Regions from separate parts of the Homo sapiens genome. Here region 2 is linked to region 1. The links are chromatin loops, found by intact Hi-C in ENCODE. Cell type or tissue: IMR-90. All regions are shown on one strand.

Region 1 (8,000 bases):
AAAAGAAAAAGATTAAAGACATAAAATATGTCTATGAATAGTTTTAGTATATTGATAAAAGTGATTACAGTACACAAGAAAAATAGGACTAGTTCTCTTGAAGAAGAGAATAGAGCAAATGCCACAGAAAAAAAAATTAAAGATGTAATAGAAGAAAAGTTTTGAAAATACAGAAGGACTTAAATTTCCTTACTAAAGTGACACACTTAGTCCCAGGAAAATTTGACATAGAACAATTAATCTAACAAATCCTAGTGTAGCTATTAAAATTTAGGAATTAAAAATATAGCCATATGGTGTTCCAGGCAGCACAGGTAAATCATACTAACCAAGGGGGTGGTGGTGGGAGGAATGACCTCAGAGAACTTCACAGCAACACTGAGTGCTACATGAAAAAGTGTGCAAAATTTAGAGAAATTTAAATATAGATATATTATTTTATACCGTGACATGCTCTTCCAGTATAAGACCATTTGCAGACACTGTGAAACATTCAGAAACTAGAGAGTAGCCTAACCATGATTCTTTCTGGAAAAGTAACTGAATGCTTAAATCTAATAAACACAAAATTACAGCAAGGCACTTTCCCTTACAGAGAAAACTTGGTAAAATAACAAAGGGGTGAACATATTTCCTGTGCAGCATAGAATAAGACCAAACAATATTGGGGATATACTTATAAATGTAAATAATATAACATTTTCAATAATAAAATCCTAAATAACTTGGAAGACTATCTGGAAGGAAGAATAATTGTACTAATTTCCTCATCAATGAGAAAGATTTGGTCTAAAATAAAAACACTTTTTATTAAAAACACTTCTTTCAGAAGCTAATATTTCTTGGGTCAAATAAACATTTATTTGAAGTTCAGTCATTTTTCAAGTTCATTTAATTTCTTTTTCTTCTTAAAATTCAAGTAGAACTAAACATAAAACATTTTTGCTAAGGAATAACCACTGTGGCAGAATCATATTTTTATCTGACTATTCATCTCTATCAATCTCTCTACACCAACACATAGGGCCATCTAGAATGGTGTTGTTCACTAAATATTAAGATATTTATTTATGTGTATATTTATGTATGTGTTTATTTATGAAATGACTAGATGATGTAATTTTTCTTTGTATATTTTTGTATTATTTAAATTTTATAGCAGTTATTTAAATATTCTTAAATATAGTTTGTAAATATTCTTTTGACAAGTTTTTAAGTATTCTTTTGACAAACAGCAATATAGTTGCATAAAATCAGGCTGGGGTGTTTTTATAACTCTCTACTCAGTCAACATACAATTACAAGAAACGGCATGGAGCTGAGAAAATCTCTGCATTCTTTTAGTTTTAGACATCTATGGAATTGTGAACTTCCTGTGGGATTTATCTTGCGTTTATCTAAATTTAGAAAGAACATTTTAAACCTCGGGATGATTTTTTAACACCCAGTATGTTTCTGATCCATCTCTCTAGTCTTTATCAGTATGTTTAGAAAATGTTTTAACAGCAAAAAGTAAAATACATGTACGAAGATATTAGCAAGACATTCCAAAGTCAAATATAAATCATTTGAGCCAATTTATAATTAGAAATTTTACCTGCCACTGGTTCTGATGTGACCATACTTTATTTTCCAAGCTATTCAGAAATGTAGATCAAAAATCTTGCACTGAGAATAAAAGATGTATTATGTTGGTGCAAACATAATGGCCAAACTGCAATTATTTTTGCACCAACCTAATATGACCTAACTTACTCACATTCATAAAGATTGCTTTGCAGAATTCCAGTTTGACTTCAATTGGCTTTTGTAGATATGTATTATATTTCTATATTGTTGTTGTTGTTGTTGTTGTTTTTTGACAGAGTCTTGTTCTGTTGCCCAGACTTGAGTGCAGTGGCATGATCTTGGATCACTGCAACCTCCGCCTCCTGGGGGTTCAAGCAATTCTTGTCTCAGCCTCCCTAGTAGCTGGGATTACAGGTGCCTGCCACCACGCCCAGCTAATTTTTGTATTTTTAGTAGAGATAGGGTTTCACCATGTTGGCCAGGCTGGTCTCGAACTCCTAACCTCAAGTGATCCACCCACCTTGGCCTCCCAAAGTGCTGATATTACAGGCATGAGCCACCGCACATGGCCTATTGTCGGATTTCTAAATGCTCTAATTATCCAGATTATATTGCAATAGCATGGCTATTCTCGTCTAGAGTTTTAAGTCTGCCAGAATGCTACAAATGAACAAATTGTGAATGTCTAGATACCTTGATATCAAAGAAGATTGGTCTTTACTGCTGATTATCTGGCCAGTTTTTCATCTACCCTGTTGGGACAGCTTTATTTCGGTAATTTTAGACACTTGCTTTCAGTGTTGTGAAACTGCAATAGAATGCATTTTAACAGTTCAAAAAACATGAATGGTTACTCTTGGGTGGCATTTTCTCATTCGGTATATATTAAATCTATCAGTCAAAGGAGAATGCAAACTAAAATGTTTCCATTTTAAAATTCCAAAATTTCCAAATTTACCTAGAAAAGTTTCACTTAATTTAGCTAAAAAGTAAAGTTTAGTTGAAATTGTGAGAAATGACAGAGGAAACTGGTTTTCTTAACCAATAAAATGCCTAAAAATTGGTAGTAGACATTGAACTATAAAATTAGTATTCTTTGGTAATTGGTTCAAATACAAAAACATAAAACCTCGGAGAACTCCCATTTACTCACAATTATTTCTGAATAAAAGTAGTTGTTTGTCAGTTCACAAGAGGTCTTCCAGACTGAGTTTAACTTGATCATGTTTAAATAAACTCACACAAAAATCTTAGAAATGTCCCAAACAGAACCTAACTCCCTACAGTAATTTTTGGTTTCTCTAAGAATTCAGAAGCATTGGCTTAAGCAAATTTCATTAGGGAAATCCACACCATCTACCTTTCTGACCTCTTCCACCCCCCCCATTTTTGTCTTTACGAATGCCAGCAATATCCATCATGAGTAACTCAACTTTCTATAAAAGTAACAGTTCGTAAAAATCTGTAAAACTACTACTGGGAACAAACAAATTAAACAAATGACAATGTTATACAATAAAACTGCTGTTGTCCTCTGGTAGAAGAATTGCTTCTTCTCTGGGACTAATACATCTTGCAGGAACAATTTTAAATAATATGTAACATATGGAGTCAGCTTTTATTATTCTTCTCAAAGAAGACAATTATATTTATGTGATAAACTGTTCAGTGTTGGTAGCATGATACTCATATTACCGGCCACTTAAATAATTCCTGACATGTTCCTATGTGGATCTGCAGCTCACTTCTCTTGAAACTCCTCTTACATTTTAAGCCCCATCTCTTAACAATGGCACTTATATGCCCCTTTAGCAAGATCAGGAGGGTGGCCAGCTGTACGTGAGACCAGTGGAGAAATGATTTCCCTGCACTAGACGTAGCCAATGTACACTCATCTCTCCCTTTCCACACTTCTTCCATCTACACAGTTCCCATCTGAGTGTTCCCATATCCCTGAAGAAAAGCTGGGACTCAACCTGAGCCAGTTCTTGGTAGAATGAAAGAAAAACAGCTTTCAAGATTTAGCTTTGCTAAAGGAACTATCAATCTGGTGTTAACCATGAAAAGTTTTTGAAGTATTGTCTCCTCCTCACCCATTGGCAAGCTGGTATGAGAAGTGTTTTATATGACTTTAAAAGAAGTCTTTGGGGAAAGAGAGATGCCAGTAGACATCTGCTGAGTTGCCTTTCACAATTCATCTAGAAATGCTTAATAAAAGTAGAAAAAAGTTTGTCTCCACATCTTTTAGTTCTACTGTTCCCAACCCACACAGACTTTCTGAAGGAGAGAAATGAATTTCCAAATTGTCACTTTGGCTCACTCATCGGTTGCCACTGTGTGTTTAGATAACACTTGTTAAAAAGTGATGGAGTTTGCTCTGCCACCTCATGCTTCTGTAACGAATCTCTTACAGAGTATCAGTTGGGGTAGGATTTATCAATGCCCCTCCTCATTGCCCCACAGAGTGAGTTGAATAATTCTAATAATCAAAAGCACAGAGTCTGCATCTAGTTTGGAAATGAAACCATGGGTAATTTTCAAAAGTAGTGCCCTCGATTTTTGATGAACTGTCACAGAAACAGGAATTACCACAATTCAGAAATCACATCCACTAACCGACAGAGATCAGCATCTGTGGATGATTTCTTCTAACCTACTACCCTCAAATTTCTTCCCTGCCCCCCTAATAAAAACACACCCTTTTGCCTCATGCTTCCAATTTAGTGCAATCATGCCTCTTACTGGCCATTGCCTTGCAGGACAGCAGCTGTCAAATACACAGAGGCAAGGTATGGGGGTTTGAAACATAAAGCCTCATAATGTGAAAGATGTGCACATCTTATATCACGTCTAATATTAGACTCCAATGGGGCTGCTCAGCCTGCAGAAGCAAACACTCTTCACATCATAGACACTTGAAATAAAAGAGTGCTAAATGGCACTTATCACTTTCCAGAGTCTTTAGAGATAATGTCATTCAGGAAAAGAAACTGACCTCTTCCTTCCTCCCTTTACCCTCCCCACCAATGAAATGATTGTGAAAGAGAAGCTCCAATCCTTGGAAAATTTTAAGCAATTGTCTTTGAAGATGAGAGTTTTTGCTCTTCCAAAGATTCTGGGAATGTGAAGTTGGGGGAGATGCCGGAGAATAGCGACAGAATGTGCCATTTCCGGAGTTGAGACAGCTAATTCCAAGTATAACCTACATTTTTTTCCTGTAACTCATTTAAGACCTATTTATTTACATTGTTGTACTAATCCCTTTGCCAGGCAGTAGAGGTAAAGGTAACAAGCCCTCCCTACTTGCTATTAGGGAATTCAAGCTCTCGAAGTGAGAAGGTAAATGATTATACAGTACTAAATGCTATGGCAAATGCATGGATAAAATGAAGGAAAACCAGAGGAGAGAAGGAGAGGTTGCCTCTCCCTGGGAAATTTAAGGACAGTTTCAGAGAGGTGATAACATATTAGCTTGATTTTGAAGGATGAATAAGAGATTTGTAGGTGGGTGTGGGGCTGTGGGGCTATGGGGCTGTGGGGTGGAAGGGCACTCCAAGATGTGACTGCAGTGTGGGCAATGACACATAGCCATGTACCAGCTGGCACAGCAAGTTGCTTGTTTGCCACAATGAGCCCAGTTCTCTGTAAAGTGAAACTATAAAAAAAATGCAGCTTCTCTAACCTTTATGGCATATTGAGACAAATGTCACTTGGCACTTGCATCTTCTGGCTTTTTGTGGAGCTAATTAGTCCATCGAGTATGCCTGAAAACATGGACGGTGTTCAAGCATACCTGTGTGAAGCTGGTTACCAATTCTGTGCCTGCAGTCAAGTTACTGATCACATTCTACCTCAGTTCCTTTAGCTTAAAATGAGAATGAAAATAGAACCTGCTAAGTGGGATTATTGTGATGATCACAAGATACTACTGTTCAAAACTTAGCACATACAGTACCTAGCCCATAGGAAGTGCTCAGTATATATTAGTTATCATTAAGACCATCATTATTAAACATCCATTATTTATAGGCACTTTCTTGCACAGCTTGAGGGTAAAAATATAAAAGTCAAATATGATCCTATCCATGAGGATCTAGATGGTTTTGGTTGGGAAGACAAGGCACAAGTGCATGAATTAGTATAAAGGGAAAATTACATATATTAATTAGAATTATGTACCAATATATTTGTAATGATACAGAAAACAAAAAACTAGGATATTTTAAAGTATTAAAATATTAAATATTTTAAGGTATTAAAATAATTGTGATAAAACGCATATTAAAATTTAAAAATACATCTAAAAGAAGGATGAGTAAGAAAATGAGCTGAATTCATCACAGGAACTTGGAACCTCAGTGGAGTTTTGAAAAATGGGCTAAGCAAGAGAATTTCGGGAAAAGAAGAGATCCAGAATACAGAATCTGTTGTCACCGGCAAGTCATCGAGGTGGAAATAAACATACCATTCTCTGCCTGTAATAATTATATTTGTCTGCAGGAGCATAAGATTCGTGTTGGGCGTGGGCTGGAAATAATTGGATGTGGTCAGCTTCTGGAGAATATGTTGACCTCTGGAGAAATTTATCTGGCTTTGGTACTAACAGATACAGGAAATCTTTAGTTAAATTTTGTCTTTTCATTTCCTATTTACTTGCAATGGCACAAATCTCTGAAAAAATTGACATATTAAATACTCGTTGTTGGGACAACTTCTTTCACCTGTCTTTAGCCCCTAATTAAGTCACCATTACATAAAATGAAGTAGAAAAAATTGTTCGAGTTTCTACTGCAATTTTAGAGTATGCCATAAGCCTGGTCTGTTGGGCTTATGTTCACATCATTGAAAATTTAGGGAGAATTAGAAATAAAAAGAACTTTTCTTCAGCTCTCAGTGTTCTTTCTTAATAAAACAAATGTTTTGAAGAAACATTTGTTTTATTAAGAAAGAACACTGAGAGCTGAAGAAAAGTTCTTTTAACCTGCACAATGTGCACATGTACCCTAAAACTTAAATAAATAAATAAAAATAAAAATAAAAAAATAAAACAAATGTTTCAGTGCTGGTAATGGAGAAAAAAAGCTCTGTGCAGGGAGTGCTGGAAAAGTTCAGAATCTTAATTCTTGCCCACTTAAAATTATACCCCCCAAATATTTATTAATAAGAAATCAAGCTTCATCTTCTACTTAGGAAGTTGCATGATCAGCACTATTCTTCCCTCGACAAAAAGATCTGGCTGATTTATACTAAGTGGGGCATAGCCTCTGGGCAGTCTTCCTGGAAACAGGGATGCATTTGAGTTGCTCCCTTTATTCTTTTTGGACGAGCTCCCCTCACGGTCGTGGGCACACCTATCTGAGAATGCTGGTCTGAATGAAGGGCACAATTGATATCCATGGAACAAAGAGCATCATTTATCCTAGGCATCCTACAACTATCCTAGAAACTCTGAGCCCCACCTCAACTAACTAAATGACGTTTTGCAAGGACAGAAAAACATGGTACTCAAATTTAAACAGATTCAAATGTAATGAGACAAAGTTAGGGCCTATGATTTTGAGCCAGCTACAAGTGTTCTCCTTGCAAACTTGTGTTTGAATTAGTTTTCCATTCAGTAACAAATACTAATCGCAACTTTACACTCTCTGATTTAACCATCCTGAGAAGTCGATGTACTTAGATGCTTCCTATCACATTTTAAATGCTCTCTTAAATATTCAAATTATATAATTATGCTTAATTATGCGATACATTGTATTTGAATACACAATCATAATACAGTTTTGGCATCATTGTCATCTTACAGCATTTGCCTTATTATGCTGTGGCATTTTGAGTATTTCTGATCAAACAGTATAAATGGAACAGGTTTTGCATACTTAGCATCTTAAAACCCACTTTAAAGAGATTTACTATCAATGTACATTTTCTGTTCAGCTGGAAAAAATAAGAACTTTGTAGTGTATATTATGAAATGTTAAATATTAATACTATTTAAAGTTAATGGTATGCCAAAGAAAATGGCTAATAATATATTATACAATTAAATGCCTATCATATTAGCTCATCTATTAACAAAATAAAATAGATTCAAACAGAAGAGTTCTGATTTGTAGTTTTTTTAGCAAGAGTTGCCCATGCGTAAAAACTAAATTATTTATTCAATTTTTAAACTGCTGGATACATCAGTTTGCAATTATTTGCATATTTGAATGCTTTGTCATGTGTCCCTGATACAACAAAAACAGTAAACAGTTTTCTCTTATTGAATAAAAGCATCTTCTTCTGCACAGGGATACCACTAAAAATGACCAAAATTATCAACCAAAAAACTACCCCCCCACCTTTTTTAAAAATGTATAGAGCGCCATTGGCGCTTTCTAGATGGCCTAGAGTCATCAAAGATTTCAACATTACTCTCCCTGGCCCTT
Region 2 (8,000 bases), 490 kb before region 1:
ATCAGAAAAAGTGACGCTTTTAACATGTGAGTGCGTGTTACGACCCAGATTAGCTATGTAGCATTCTCTTAAAAATTCACCCTTTCTTATTCTCGATTTCTCCTAATATGTACACATGTTCTGACTTCCCATACATCCAGCATCTTTGGTGACTTCATTTCCCGTAAACTTTATTACCTTTCACAAGTTTCATGTAGAATTTTTTCTGCTTAGATGAGTAAGGTAGAATCAGTGAGAAAGCTCTAGATTGTAACTATCAATTATAATACTAATTACAAAACTTATTCCGTATTGCTTACCTCCTCAAAAGTTAATTGCGCTTTCCAACCTCAAATGTTGGCAAAACTTGAGCTTTTCACTCTTTGCAACATAGCATATGTCAAAAATAGCTGTACTTCAAGGAGGAAACTAAGGCAGAAGTGATTGGATAATTTAGTTGTGTCACAGAGAGTTAAACGTCTTTTTTATTGAGGTAATGATCATCATTTATGATGGCTGGTTCTGTGCTCATCTGTAGCCTCTGACACATTTTTGGAGAACATTACTAATACTCTGGATATAATCTAAAGTGTTTGCTATAGTGAAAAGATCTCCAGCCTGGTGGTTGGAGTTGCAGCAGTGTTACTAACTGTCTGCGTGTGGTCAAGCCCCTCATTTAACCTTTTACGGCCTTAGTGTCTGAATCTGTAAAATGAAATCATTGAGCTGGATTATATCTCAAGTTCCTCTAAGTTTCAAAATTCTGTCATTTTATATTTCTAATTAGAAGCTTGGCTTTATCACAGTTACGCAAGATTAGAAAATATATGAAGTCCAAAAGTTATTGTTTATCTTTAATCATCCCAAGTAGTAAAGCTCAAATATTTTTCAGTTTTAGAAAAATGATTTTTAAATGAGCTTGGAAAGTGCTCTGTGTTCTTTAGTTTGCATAGCTAGAACAGAAGAGAGAGGAAAGTAGATTTAATAAAATCAGTCACAGGTTAATATGATTTTTAACTTTTGCTTTTCAAAAAATCTTCATGTAAATTACATATTTCAGTGTGTTATTATGTAACATTAGTTTTGTAATTAGTTATCTGTAGCCAAAATTAAAAATAGGTGTGACCCCTCCTTCTCAACCCTGCTCCTAAATTCTTAAAATCAATCATGTCAGTATTTTAACTCATGCAATTTTATAATTGTTTATATTTACATTGAAATAAGAGATTCATATCCCCTTTTGGCTCATAATTCATCATTGTGTGGTTGGTTGTTCAACAAATCAAATAGGAGCATGTTCTCTTTATTGCTATTTGGTATACTCAAGAGTGAGTCCTGGACTAGGTGGCAGGGACCTGGTTACTTCCCAGCTCTGCTATTAACTACCCATGTGACTGGATAAAGTATTTAATCAGTAATGGAGCTTCAGCCTCCTCATTTGTAGAATGGGATGATATACCCTCTTCCTGCATAGGGCACAATGCCTTGCGGAGTCCATGAGTTTAATAAATGTACGTTTCACTCAACACAACTGAGTTGTGGAATTTTTGTCCTAAGTTCTCCCCATCAAGGTTGGGAGTTGGGGGATATGATTCGAAGGAAATAATTGTTTGGCAGTCTTTTTTGTATGTTAACTTTAATTTCTCCCTCCAAATAAGATGGTAGCTTTTGAACCGTTATTTAGCTAAGCAAACATTTTTTCAAACGTTATGTTATCAGAAGTAGAGCTGATTTTGTTGGAGCAGGAGGGGAGACCCTACCAGGTTGCTTTCTCCTGCCCACTCATGTCTTTCTGTAAACCCAGAAAGGGCTATGCAGAACTTCTTGGGCTCTGTAAACAAACTTTTTGAAAACGATCGTGGATCCATAATTGCACAAAATTATTTGTTCAAAAGGACATAATGAATATTTAGAATGACTCCCTTGAAGTTGATCCAAAACTTCTTGTCATGATATGACTTGGGCTGGAATATAATTCCATTGCATCACCTTTCTTTCACAGGAGAGTAAAACAGATTGCTTGCCAAATCTATGTTAATCAGCATTTTTGTTATAATTGCCAGGATATTCAGTTTACAGAAATAAATAAATATATATGATATATATATAAATATATAAAATATATATATGTTTAATCCTTAAAGGTCTTAGTTCACATTTTTATAGTGAGTGAGAAGTATGTTGGGTGACAATATATAGCTGTCCATTTTGATTGGCTATGTTGTTATCAAGTTGCAATTTCCAATTAGCTTAAAAAGATCAGATAATTTATGCATACAGTGCTGTTTGACGTGAATAAAGGTTATCCCTCTCACAGACCTCACCCAGGGAAATCAGTTTTAATGGCTACTCATTTGAGTCTAAGCAAAGGTAGAGAAATATGGCCACAGAGCAAAACTTGTAACATAAAATCCCCCTGTGTCTGCTTCAAGATGTCCCAACTAAGTTTTAAGCTCCTTAGGAGTCAAGATCTTTGCAGGAATAATAAAGTGTAAGTGTAGTCTATGCTCACTAAATTTAAGTCTTGTCTTTAACTCTTTTAAACTCTACGAAAGTATTTTCTAGAATGAAAAGCCTGTTATTAAGCCAGACAAAGACCCTAAGCCTGTCATGTACATGCTGAGCACTCTCAAGTTAAAGGAACCTTGTGAAGGCGTTTGGCCTGGCTCTCTGTTGTCTGATTCTGTGTTGTGGATTTCTGTCAAGGTTTTGAGGACAGGCCCCTTTCTCAAGGAGTGGTGCAATTCCTGCTTAGCTTCTAAACAGACTTGCTTCTTGCTGCCCTGCCTGACTTAGAACTGTGTTCTGCCTTGCAGTTGACATCAACTGGTTGAATGACCTTGGACAAGTCAAGTTACTAAAACTCTCTGAGTCTTAGTAAATGAGAAGACGGACTAAGTGCTCGAATCTAGTTTTAAAATTCTGTGAGTCTTCAAGATAGCCTATGTAACTGAAAATATGTATCCTATCTTTTGAATTGTGCTGGTAAGAAAGTAAGATTGTCTTTACACAGACACATACACTCTGACACTCCTTTACACTGGGATTTGCTACAGTGAAACCAAAAAAATTAGAGATATAAGTTATAGGGAAAATGTGAAATACACCTCTTTTCTGCTTTTTTTCTGGGCATCGGATTCCTATTTTTCCTCCACATAAAACTGACTGAGCATAAGCAAAGTAAATACTAAGTCTCATTCTTGATCATTCACAGCTTGAACTTGGATTGAAGTTGCTTGCTCTCTGATCCAGAGTTTTTGGATGCATGGCTTTTCGTGTGAGCAAAGAAATAAACATACTAAAAAGGTTGTAGAAAATTGTAGATTTAGTAGAATCTCTGAGATGATTTACTCTGGGGCTAGGTTTAGAATGGCAAACAGATGCAAAGCTTTTTCTGGCCTTAATTTTTGAGTTGGCTTTATTCTTGTCTACAAGAGGCCTAGATTCTTGCTGTTCTCCTCACCCCTCCCTTTTTTGTGCACTTCTAAGATTTAAGAGTGTGATATGTCTGAAAAAGATTTGTTTGATTAGAAGAAAGTATGCCCAGAGAATATTGCCATATTATCTTGTATGATTCATTTTATTAACTTGCCACCATCCAAGGCAGGAGGACAGAGTATAGAATTTGACATAGGCAACATTCAGCCTCCCAGAAATTTAGAGAAGATGTTGGGCCTTTCATCTCCGCTAGATGGCCATTGAGATGAAGGCTTTTCCTGGGAGGAGGTCCAAAATCATCTCAGATGTGTAGGTTTTGGAGATGATTCAAAAGGGCTGCTTCGTGGAACGTGAGACATTCCCAAGGTCAAATCAGTTTATTTAGGCATGATTATCAGTAAACTACATGAAAAGAAAAGCGAGTATCCATTTCTGTTAACTTTAGCCTTTTCTGAAACCATGTGCCCAATCTAAAAAAGGGTAGTGGTTGTGAAATATAAAATTCCATGTGTTTTTGCATAATCGGGATTAATTTTAAATAATTCATCACATAATTTACACAATAAAAAAACCAAGTTTTCTTTTAAAAATTAGCGTATTGTTGAGATAAACATCCCCAACCCCTATCCCCCTCGAAACTCTATTTTGTTCCTAAGACTGATATTCCTTCAAAGGGCAAAATGTTCCCATGTTATTTATTCCAATGGAGTAAGAAAAAAAAAAAAAACAGTGGCAGTATGTTTATTTTAGTAAGGTTTTTTAAAGCATTTTATGTCCTTTTAACAATGTTTTATTTGTTTTATTGTAGATTTTTGATCCTCTGTCCCATACCTGCTATTAAATGAAACTATATAGCTTTAAGCTAAGCACTTTCACAAAGCCCTGTAAATAACAACCCTCTTTTCTCATTTAAAGCCAGCAGGACATCCCATCATGACTACCTCTTAATTAGATGATATTTTGATCTGTGTTCCTATTCATTAATGCTTTGTTTTCTAGTGTCATGTCATGGTACGGTTTACTCACTAATACAGTTTTGTGACATATTCCTACAAGAGCTGGACCAGAGGAGTCCCGGTTTGGCTCAGGGTTTCTGATATATTGCTTGACATAATTTCCAGATTGATATATGGGTTAAATTACATAATACTGGAAACGTATAATTTTAAGAAATAATCTTTAACAAAAGTCATGTTATATAGTAGAAAAAGATTGACTTTAATACATTGATTATCTAACTTCCAAAACATTTTTACTCCATTTGCTCTCCCTGAGATGGTCTATTGTGTTAACACAGCTCACTGTGCTGCTGGTTCTGCAGTTTTGTGCTTGGTATTTTTTTGCTAATATTTAATGCAGTGCATTTTATGTTCTTCCTTTTATTTCATTTTATGTTGTATTGTGTTATGTATTTCACTGCTGGATCTAAATTGGGGAAGGGAATCCTGCTTTGTCCTTGTACTATAATGAAGATAGAGTTTGTTAATATAAATGTAAACTGCTGTCTTAGGTGCATCATCACATGAAGACTGTTTCATAATTGAATATGTTGGTACTAGATACATTTAGAAAATTAGAGTCCCTAAACACCTACTCACAGAGAGAGATGAACTTAATGGTTTGTTGTATACAGTTTCATTTAAAAATATTTTAGAAGAATGACTTATTTGTAAGAATATGTAGAGTGCAAAGTAATGATGGTAACAGTGGAACAGTTAAAGGAAAAATATATGTAGCAATTACATTCAACATTTATTAGGATCTTTGTTCTTAGAAAGTTAGATATTTTTGAGAATTTCAAAATATGGGTGGTAAAATTAGATTAGATTGAGAGGGAGAAATAAGTTTCCAGAAGCACGTTAAGGACACATTACCTACTTTAGTAAACATAACTATAAAGTGTATTGCTTTTTATTAAATTATCTGCCTTCACAGAGCAATAATATTTTTTAATGTATAGCGTTAAAAATGATGGGATGACAGCAATTTCAAATCCATTTTCCTCATTTTTCTAAGTGAAATGGGGAAATATATATGAATATATCTTCAATTAAGAATGGAAAAGATTATTTTAAATAATGCAGCTGCAAAAAATAAGTGTCCAATGAGAAATGTGTGCAAAATGCTAATGATTAATGCTGTGTTGCTGAAGTTCTTATTTGTCAATATCTAAATGTTTAACGTTGGAAAGAATATTTCAAAAGCATGAAATATTTGGAGCATAAAGGTACTGTACCCAAATATCTTCTTATAATCATTTCAAAATTTATTTGAGCAGCTCTGGCTTCTTCAGGCTTGAAAAAAGGAAATCAGTCACATTTGCACAAAAACAGTATGATCAAACCTGTTATTCTTAATGTTTTTCTGACATAAATGTGTTATGTGATCACTCATGGATATTTCATCAAGAACAAAGCTTTGAGATTATTTTTTTCCCTAGGATATGACATAATGTGACTGGGATTTTTAGGTCACACTATTTCTTTTTCAAAAAATGACCCTGTTTCTTCATCTCTGCAAGATATACATTTCAGAAATGTATTTATTTCAGAAAATAGAGATGTGTTTGAGAATGGAGAAGTCATTGGTTAGAAGGAAGTTGTAGGTGTTTTTTTTTTTTTTTTGTAAAAGATTCCCATAAGACTGACCACAAATTTAAGAAACCAAATCCTGTCGAAGGTAAGCATATGCCCTTTTTAAAACAGTGTTCCCGCAGCCAGTTTTTCTTCAGAAAAATTTTGTCATCAGTACCATCTATGCAATAACAGGAGAAAAGAAAGAGGAAAGAATTGGATGTCAGGATGTGTTGAGCATTTCTATACTTAAACTGTGGTGGTCACTTGGATTTTAGCCGTACTTTCCATATTTAAAACTTGTGAAAAAGAGGGGTTAAAAAGGCTGAATATCTTTGTACCCTAATGAGAGAACGGTTGCAGTAACAGTATCAAAGATAAACCGCTATATTAGGAATACTAAATGATAAAGGGCGATAATATGCCATTCTTGAGACTTCTTGGCTCTTACCTAACACATCAGAAAGTGATTGTTGAATTTTAAATAGCCATACAAATGGATGACATAGAAATTTAACTTTGCTTTGACCTTATTCTAATTCACAAGATGACTGCAAAATGACTTTGTTGCATCTGAATGTATGCTGGATGCTAAATCACTCCAGAGTATAAAATCTTTGTTTTGGCATAATGTTGATGCATAAACATTTGTACCCCATACTAACCCTATAAACATCACAATCCATCAGTACAATTACAAAAAAGATTGTTTGTTTTCACACTTAAAGCAGACATGAAATAGAGTGTCCTTAACTTAATCACCACCTTGATTTACCACATTTGCATATATTTGCATATTAATTGGACTACAGATTAAAATTGGTTTTGTAATTTTAATTAAGTGTCCACAAAGGTAAATGATTAGAACTGTTTAAAATACATTCTGACATAAATAGCAGTAAAAGCTTTTGTGATGATGTTTTTGTGGAATTACATTCAGAAAGTGGCCTTTTTATGATAGTAATTTTAATCTTAAATAGAATTATACAGTCAAACAGAACTGTGGATTCATAATCATTTTTTTCAAGTTTCATTTAATATTTTGCTGATTTGCAGCACTTGATGAAAATGTACTGTAGGTTTAGCTGATTGCAAAATTAGGCCTTTAGAGCTGATAAAGTGAGGGTTTAAACCCGCAGTCTTTAGATGCCTGTCATACATACTTGAAGTAGATGTCTCATTTCATGTGTGCGTGCACAAGTATGTGTGTGTGTATGTGTGTATGTTTTAGTGGAATCAACTCATATAACCCTTTTAATGATATACCCTTTAAAAAGAGAATCATCTTAAGGGACCATCATATTCCCAGTTTAAATTAGGGAACATATAAAATGTTTAAAGGTCTCTTTGGCATATTATCCTGGTACCCAGAAGAACTGTCCTAATGTTGACATAGGCCAAAATGTGCTGACTTAATAACAGGTCATCCTCCCTGGTGCTTTCCCTTTGGGGGTGGCACTCACCACATGAACAAGATAATTGTTGGGGAAAAAGCACTTCCCCCACCTCAAAACCTGAGATACTAACGTGTGGCATGTGCTTTCTGTTATACCAGACAGAAAATTGGTTTTACCAGAAGGTTACTGGATGCCTAGCACCCCCTTCTTCCAGCTGGCATTTTCCTGTTTGAATCATTTTAAATGTTGGATGCTGAAACCCTCCCCACTCCCAGCTGCCACCTTCTTCTCTGGCGGTACCCTAGACACAGCTCCCTAATGCTTCCTTGCACCCAGCTGCTTCTCTGCCTGGCTCCTGGCTATTTATAATGTGATGGGATAAATAATCCTTTTTCTACTAGTCACCTCCAAACAACTCTTAATTGGATTTCTTTTATATGCTATGATGTCCCTAAGTGTGCAGTGAGTGGCATAACCATCAAATTTCTTATTGTCCTCGCTAAATGCTATAGAAGTATGTGTGCATGCACACACCTCCTTGTAAAGCTTATGAAGAGCAAACCAGGTAAACCTTTTGATTCTCCTAAATCAGATGAGGGGAAATAATTTCTTA

Evidence for each region. A loop is a pair of places that touch in the nucleus more often than their neighbours do. Peaks named below come from ENCODE experiments on the same cell type or tissue, not always from the same donor. Only the 100,000 strongest peaks of a DNase experiment are listed, where the experiment ranks them.
Region 2: a loop joins it to region 1, with 3 times the contacts of the local background. A loop is called at or near these places in 2 of 110 quality-filtered maps.

The regions. Positions count from the first base shown.
Region 1 is chr2:143,578,484-143,586,483 of GRCh38, reverse strand. The region is part of intron 11 of ARHGAP15 (Rho GTPase activating protein 15); the gene reads right to left. It overlaps LOC101928361 (a long non-coding RNA gene), which reads right to left and starts at 1,889. Exons shown (of 2, transcript XR_007087253.1): 1 at 1-1,889. In IMR-90, a CTCF peak has its summit at 4,305; no DNase peak of the experiment used is centred here.
Region 2 is chr2:144,067,339-144,075,338 of GRCh38, reverse strand. The region is part of intron 6 of QTMAN (queuosine-tRNA mannosyltransferase); the gene reads left to right. Among named protein-coding and RNA genes, the nearest start is that of QTMAN-AS1, 130 kb to the right of the region's middle. In IMR-90, a CTCF peak has its summit at 3,662; a DNase peak (open chromatin) is centred at 3,718.